3 separate regions of the Mus musculus genome follow, and all the other regions are linked to region 1. Evidence: chromatin loops called from intact Hi-C (ENCODE). Cell type or tissue: gastrocnemius. All regions are shown on one strand. Region 1 overlaps Med13l (mediator complex subunit 13-like). Region 2 overlaps Med13l (mediator complex subunit 13-like). Region 3 overlaps Med13l (mediator complex subunit 13-like).

Region 1 (2,500 bases):
ACTTCCAATAAAGACACAGTAAAGAGAGGTTTTACTTAAAAATCAAAACAAAACAAACAAACAAACAACCCAGAATATTCCAGCATGTGATGAACAAGATGACAGACTTGATTTAAATAATCATTGCTTTAAAAGTGTCATTTTGTTTTTTATGTACACGGATATATGAATTGTGCAAGCTTGACCTTAAAAAACAAGTGGCAATAATAGTAGGAGGTTTTGGTTGTTTTCCCTTTGAAGTAGGGTCTCGCTCTGAAGCTCAGGTACCTTGAACATCTGTAGCCACATGTCTGGCCAGCCCCAAGCAGCTACAGCCCTATTTCTAGATGTACTTGTTTGATAAGAGGGAACATTTGCTCAGAAGTGTTTGAGTGCCACTGTTTACCAGGCCCTGGGGATGAAGCCAAGCGAAAATCTGAACCTGATTTGTGGATTTTAAGCTCTAGTAGGGGAGTTTGATAAAGAAGTCAGCCACGGGCATAAAGTATGTCGTATGCTAGAGGGTGGTGTGGAGAGCCAAGCACAGGGGTGTGACTGCCATTCTGAACTTTCCAGACCTTCTACTTTCAGGAGAGTCCCCTGCAAGGTAGACACACAATTCTCAGTGTGCTTCAGGATGAGAGGACGACAGCCATAGAGCTACTCTGTCTAACTTCGAGAGAACAGAAGAGGGGTGGGCTGGGTGTCAGGAGACAGTTCAGTGAGCTGTGCTGAGCTGCAAGTGATGGGCGGGCTCCAAGTGGAGGAATTGGGAGACCTTAGCCACCATACCGAGCCCGACCGATCGACCAACCGACCGACTGGCCAGGCTGCTAGTGAAGCAGGCCAGCAGGCAGGATGATGCTGGTGAGTGCATGTGGCCCGCAAAGCTGTGTGTCTAGGATGCTGAGAAGCAGGCATGGTCTTCCATCGTGAAGGTGAAGCTGGCTGCTTAGATGGAGAGTGAGATGGTACAGAAAATTGCCACACTCACTGGCACTGGTCAATCGGGTTGTTCTGTTCTGTTTTCCTTTTTATAGAAATAATGTGGAAAACCTGGTTACTAAGGGATAACTTTATTTATATATTTTCCGTATTAGACCATTCATATTTTTTACATGTAAAGCTCTTTGTGTATCCTGTTTATATAGGTCAGATTTCTACAAGTGAAGAAGGAGGCACATAATACAGTGTGCTGCCGCCACCTAATGTTTGCTGCTTGCCTGCATTCCTTTCATGTGTGTGATCACAGCTGGCCTCCAGCCTCCATAATGGTTTGAATACAGAATGGTAGCAAATTAATTGGGGTTTATTTAATTGCCCTCATATTAGGCTCCTGTATGGATACTTAGCATGTTAATTGAATTGTATAGAAATAAGGTTGTGAGTTGAAGATTAATTTTATTGACATCTTGATCTCTATTAAATTCAATTCAATGGATATGTATTTGTTTTGATCAGCCCTATTGTCTGTCTGTTCTCATGGTTATTATGTTCGGATGGGTAGAGGACACATTTAAAACAACACAGTAAACAAACAGGAAAACAATTAGCAGACAAGGGAAGCAAACAGGACAGCAGGCATTGCTCTTCTGTAAACGGAGCTGTGGTAGAGTAGCAGAGCAGTGTGTGAGGTGACGGGATTGCACTGTGACAACTGTGCCACGGCAGCTACTGCTCCTGCTGGACAGCAAGGAATCACAGGCACGTCTGACTGCCCCAGTGTGGGAAGACAGTTGCTCTGAGGGTTTGTTCTGGACTGCTTCTTGTGATCATCCGTTTTCTGCATTCCTTTTACCAGCAGGTGAGAACTGAGTAGGTTGGTTTGCCGTTCACCTCAAGACATGCCCTTATCCAGGAAGCTCCTCTAATTAATATTGCCAAGAGTGGCATTTCAGAGGGACAAAGCAGTTTGGGTTCTACCTGCTGTAGTGTCACATTCCTGCCAGTGACAGTGTCACTCTAGCTGGAGTACTAAAAGTCACCTGTATCAGAAATAGCAATGCCAGCCCCATGCCAAAAGAAGGGCTTAGATATTTCTCAGATGCTCGCTTCCTTGAGTAATGTTCTGGGCATTGGGCATGCAGCTTTGAAACAAAGCGGGGAAACTCTGGTTTGCAGTGAGCTCTCATCTAAGCTGGACGGTGAGCCAGCCTGTGGTCAGTGCTCCAGGACAAATCAAGGAAGGAAATGAGAGAGCAGCATGTTTGGAAACAGGCAGCTTTGCTTGTGGTATGCAAGATTTCCTGTTGAGGCATACTTCATTTCCAATCGAATTGTAAAGTATTGTTTTGCCAGGCGTGGTGTACGTACTCCCAGCATTCTGGAGGCAGAGGCAGAGGAGCTCAGTGAGTTTGAGGTCAAGCTAGTTTGGTTTACATTGTGAGCTCCAGGACTACATAGAGAGACCCAGTCTCAAAAGCAAAAGACAAAACCATCAATAAAACACTCAAAAATGTATGTACATTAACCATAGCTATCCTCTCTGCCAGCGAGAGCTGCCAGGGTTAAGATGTCTGTT
Region 2 (2,500 bases), 52 kb before region 1:
TGGCTTATAGGAAATAGTCGAGGTTCTGCTGCTTTGCCTGTACCTCTGGTTTTGATAGATTTAGTACATACAGAACACGTGGTGGTGGCTTTTGTTGTGGTTAGTGGGGCTGTGTGAATTAGTCCCTTAACTTCACCCAGCACTGTCTTGGTTGAGACTCTTTCTTTAAAGAGTAGAACACACACTTTCTGTCAAATTCTAAGATGGTTTAAGTTTTATTCATTCTTTCAGAGAGTGTATATTTCTGTGCACATGTTCATGCGTGCACACCACAGTTCATCTGTAGAGATCAGAAGACACATTGTGGGACTCTGTTTTCTCTCTCTCTCTCTCTCTGGGATGTGGGTTGGAACTCAGGCTGTCCAGCTTGACCGCGAGCAAGCACCCTTGCGTGATGGTTCATTCACCTTGCTGGTTCGTTTGCAGTTTAGCTGTTACCAGTTGTTGATGGCTTCTTCAGATACATCAGAATCCGTTTCTCCCCTCTGTTGCTTAAACCTAGGGCCTTGCACTGGCTTGGTGAGTGCTCAGTACCTCAGCCTGAGAGGCGGGGATCTAGAAGAAGTTGGCTTTGTCATGTGGTTTCCATGTGGAAGTCTGAGTACAGGGTAATTGAACTGGAAGAAGCAAATACTGGCTGAGGTCTTACTCCCATGTCATTCCCGGCAGTCTCAGCAGACCCTGTGCTGCTGCTGCGATAGGTGTTTATACGGTGGGTGCCGCCAGAGCCACGCTGGGCTGCTGTGTGGTCCATGCACGCCGCTCAGATGGTGTTGCTGCTGGGCTCTCATGGTGTGGGCAGTCTAATTCAATGCTGAGAGCGGTTTAGAATACAGGCTCTAAGCATTCAAAGGACCAGTGTTTCCAAAGCATGGTGGATTCCTGTAATTCCAGCATTCCTAGGAAGAGGCAGGGGAATTATCATTAAGTTTGAGTTCTAGGCCAGCCAGTGTTGTATCTCAAGACTTGTCACAAACAAAACAAACCAGAACAAAGAAATTGGAAGCATTTTCTAGTTTCCTTACTTTTTCTCAGTCTGTAACTCTTTTTAAAATAGGTGAGTTAAGCTTGAAACTGTTTTGTTTGCTTTTTGAGACAGGGTCTCCCTGTGTAACCCTGACTGTCCTGGAACTCACTGAATACACGGGGCTGGCCTTGAACTTGGAAAAGCTTTATTAAAAAAAGAAAAGATGGAAAAGCTAAAGGAACAGTTTTACCTAAATCTCACATGGCAGTGGCTGGCATGCCTTTCAGAAGTAGCTCTAATTCCTTCCTCTGAACCAAACGCTTTGAACCGTTGGCAGATGGTCCATCTGAAGAGACTCTCAGCCAATCATGCCATTGCATGTTAAGCGGAAATTCCAGGCAGAGACACCAGAGGTATTCTGAGGAACCCAGGAGAGAGCTGTGAGAAGCCAGCCAACGTTGAGATCTGGCTCACAAAGTCACCTGTCCCCCCCAACCCCCCTCCCGTTTTGACTCTGACTTTGCACAAAGGGCAAAGATACCATTGACTCGCCAAGTGGCTAGGATGCACAGGACTGTTCTGTCTTTAAGTTTGAGTGCCTGTTGTTTTGTGAGGATAGAAATCTAACCTTGCCTTTGTTATATTTAGGAGGAATGGGTTATAATTACCAATATGCAAATTACTGTACGGAGAATTTTAATTACATAACTAGAGTAAAGCTACTAACTGTTAAGGAAACTAAACTTAGTTATTTTTTTATTCAGTATCTTGGCTTTAAAATAATATTGTTTAAAAGACAACTTATTCATGGAACACCTCGTGGATTAATTTAACAGAGATGCACAGATGACCCTCTAGAGTAGCGGTTTTCAACCTCTGGGTCATGACCCCTTTCCTTCTCTTACGTATTTAATTTTTAAAGATTTATTTTTTATATGTATATGAGTGCATGCAGGACTTTGATAATTTTTAAAATTAGAGGCGGCATTGGGGATGTTTTAGGGCTTACAGTAAAAGAAACATCCCTTGTAACTCACCAGTCAGGCAAGAGTGCTCTGTAGGGAAACAGTTGACATGCGCATGGCAATAAGGTAGTGTAGGGTTTACCAGACATCCTTGCTGGCCACTGGGTAGATAGGCAGTTAGAAAGCAGGCGTGGTCCCAGTGAGGACACGGCCATCTTTCCTGGCCTTCAGCTCTTGGGATGAAGTGATCTTGACTTGTCACTCACCTGTCACCCTGATTGTCTGTAGGAGAAGCAAGAAGAAAAAAAAAACAGTGAAGATCATAGAAACTGCTGGGCCCAAACTGGAAGAAGGTTTGGGTTATAGATATATTTCATTTAAATTGAGGATATGTATGTATGTATGAATGTATGTATGTATGTGACAGCAAGTCCATTAGGTTTGGTTTATATTTGAAAATATTTCCTCTGGCTTTACCTTTGAACTAGACATTCTGAAGGACTGATTTATAGCTTACTCTTTCCTTTCATAGTCTGGAGGAAGGGAGGAGACTTGTTGATAAGTGATT
Region 3 (2,500 bases), 60 kb before region 1:
CACCTCCGCCCCCCACATTTCTCTTTCCTTAAACTCTCTTGTTCTTCCTTAGTCATGCTGAAAATTAGAACCTTGTAAGATCACCTTAAGTCCATTCTTTTATCATTTACAGACAGAGTCAACATATAGCCTTAAACTTGAAGCACTCCTTCTGGCTCAGCCTCTTGCCAACTGGGGTACAGGGGTTCACCACCCTGTCCTTCTGGCCTCTGAAATCATTACTGTTAGAGTACTGTGTACCCAGTGGGCAGTGTCTGGGAGGAGACAAGGCTCTGACCCTGCTTTTTTGTTTTGTTTTTGTTTTTGTTTTGTGTTTTGGCTTTTTCGAGACAGGGTTTCTCTATATATCCCTGGCTGTCCTGTAACTCACTTTGTAGACCAGGCTGGCCTTGAACTCAGAAATCCGCCTGTCTCTGCCTCCCGAGTGCTGGGATTAAAGGTGTACGCCACCACCGCCTGGCACCCCTGTTTTTAAATTAATAGTGAGTTGTGAGTAACTAGTAAGACAGCTATGTGAACAGCTCAACTCTTTGTTGGCAAATTGAAAATGCAGAAATCTAATGCATCTTTTACTGGACAAATCTTAAATTAACCTTGGATACTGTTTTCGGGAAAGATAAGTTTCTTTAAAGTATCTCAGTTTATTTCTCTTACTGATTCCAGAAATACTAACTTTTAATTAACTAAATTTTGACTTCAGTTTGCATCTGACACCTGGAAACTTTGAATTAATGCAAAAATATTTGTTAGTCTAAACTATTTTTTATGTTTACCATACATTTACAGTAGCAGAAAATATTATTAGTAGTTTCCATTCCTCTCGCCAAGTTTCTCATTCATGTCCTACAGAATTCTCTAAGTCAGGAGCTGTTCCAGGCTGTTCTGTGGTTTGGAGGCAGGCCTTCCCACGCTGCTGTGCTGCCCGAGGACTCCCTGAGTCTGAGCTGTGTGGAGCTGTGTGACAGGCTGTGCGCCTTGCTTGGCTAGCCCATGTCTCCGTGGGGAGTGCTGGCCCTTCTCTGGGGAGTGCTGGCCCTTCTCGCCTGGCTTTAGAACTTAATCCGCTCTAGTTAGTTTGTGGTTGAAATGTTGCAGGCATTGCTGAGATGTGTCGTTAGTTTATGTTCTTATTATTTATTACGGGAAGACATAAAGCAAACTCCGGTGTATTCTTGTGGGTCTGCTTTAAAGGTTCTAAATTTGCCTAAAGGATTTCCTGCCAAATTCTTGAAACTTGTTGGCAGCCCTGTTTGTTTGGTTTTGTTTTGTTTTTTTTCTCCTGTTGGTGGTGTATCTTGCCACAGCAGCTAGGGGGCAGTATAGCACAGTGGACTAATTGAGCTACCTCTGGGCTGCAAACCTCTTCCCTGATGCTCTAGTGTATGTTCACTCTATCTAGGGGAGGTTGCTTTCTAGTGCGCTCATCCGCAGACTCAGAATTTATGTCCATGTCCAAACCTCGTGTAATTAGTAGGTGATGTAGATGCAGCTAGAGCTTCACACCACCTACGGTTTGGGTTTTCAGAGTCTCTAAGAGAGCTTCTAGCTGGTAGGTTATATTTGTGTTTGTTTGAATGTAAAACTGTTGCATTCTTTTAGTTTTTTCATGTGTGGATTTTTAAACATTTTTCTCCTTTAGTTTCTCATCTTAAAAAAATATTTTAAACTATCACTGATTGATGGGAGGTCATGTGCACCATGGCATACCTGTGGAGACATCCTAAGGCTTAGGCCCACGAAACTCAGTAACAAGCACCTTTACCTGCTGAGCCATTAGGCCCAGGAAACTTAGTAACAAGCACCTTTACCTGCTGAGCCATTAGGCTCAGGTAACTTAGTGACAAGCACCTTTACCTGCTGAGCCACCTCCCAGCTCTTCCTTGTTACTTTTGGTTCTGTTTCTCCTTCCTGATGTCTTCAGTTCATTTCGTAACAAGTTAGAAAACACATGGCCTGGCTTGATAGCAAAGTGAGTGCTGTTGTGTGAGACCAGCTTGTTGCAGCACTATTAAAACTCGTGTAAGCATGGACTGCTCTTCCCGAGCTGCTTCATGTCACACACGTAGGTCATTAATGTGAGAATATACTGGCAAGAGTTAAGCAAAGATTGACTTATTTAAAAAAATTTTTTTTTGTTTTGTTTTAAGTTATAGAAATGCTATTTATTTATTTATTTTACAATCAAAGTCTCACTTTGTAGGTCTGGCTGACCTGGAACTTGCTCTGTAGATCAAGCTGGCTTCATACTCATAGGAATCCGCCTGCCTCTGCCTCCCGAGTGCAGGGGTTAAAGGTGTGGGCCACTTTCAGCAGACACACTACATTTTAATTATACTGGCCAGCAGGATGACCACTGAAAGAGGTGGAGGACACTGCTCTTTGAGCATGGGCCTGAGCCAAAGGTGTCAGCTGACAGTTGTGTTTGCCCCGGGGAATGGTGTCTTCTTTATGCTCTTTTCCTTTGAGAACTGTAAGTGCCTCCTCTTGCTGAGCAGCCGTG

Evidence for each region. Peaks named below come from ENCODE experiments on the same cell type or tissue, not always from the same donor. Only the 100,000 strongest peaks of a DNase experiment are listed, where the experiment ranks them.
Region 2: a loop joins it to region 1, with 2.3 times the contacts of the local background. A loop is called at or near these places in 15 of 42 quality-filtered maps.
Region 3: a loop joins it to region 1, with 4 times the contacts of the local background. A loop is called at or near these places in 15 of 42 quality-filtered maps.

Annotation. Positions count from the first base shown.
Region 1 is chr5:118,654,012-118,656,511 of GRCm38, forward strand. The region is part of intron 2 of Med13l (mediator complex subunit 13-like); the gene reads left to right. Among named protein-coding and RNA genes, the nearest start is that of Med13l, 95 kb to the left of the region's middle. In gastrocnemius, CTCF peaks have their summits at 1,197 and 1,891; DNase peaks (open chromatin) are centred at 784 and 1,196; H3K27ac peaks cover 496 bases.
Region 2 is chr5:118,601,568-118,604,067 of GRCm38, forward strand. The region is part of intron 2 of Med13l (mediator complex subunit 13-like); the gene reads left to right. Among named protein-coding and RNA genes, the nearest start is that of Med13l, 42 kb to the left of the region's middle. In gastrocnemius, no CTCF peak of the experiment used is centred here; a DNase peak (open chromatin) is centred at 1,360.
Region 3 is chr5:118,593,717-118,596,216 of GRCm38, forward strand. All of the region lies in intron 2 of Med13l (mediator complex subunit 13-like), which reads left to right. Among named protein-coding and RNA genes, the nearest start is that of Med13l, 34 kb to the left of the region's middle. In gastrocnemius, a CTCF peak has its summit at 1,304; DNase peaks (open chromatin) are centred at 990 and 1,325; H3K4me3 peaks cover 448 bases; H3K27ac peaks cover 835 bases.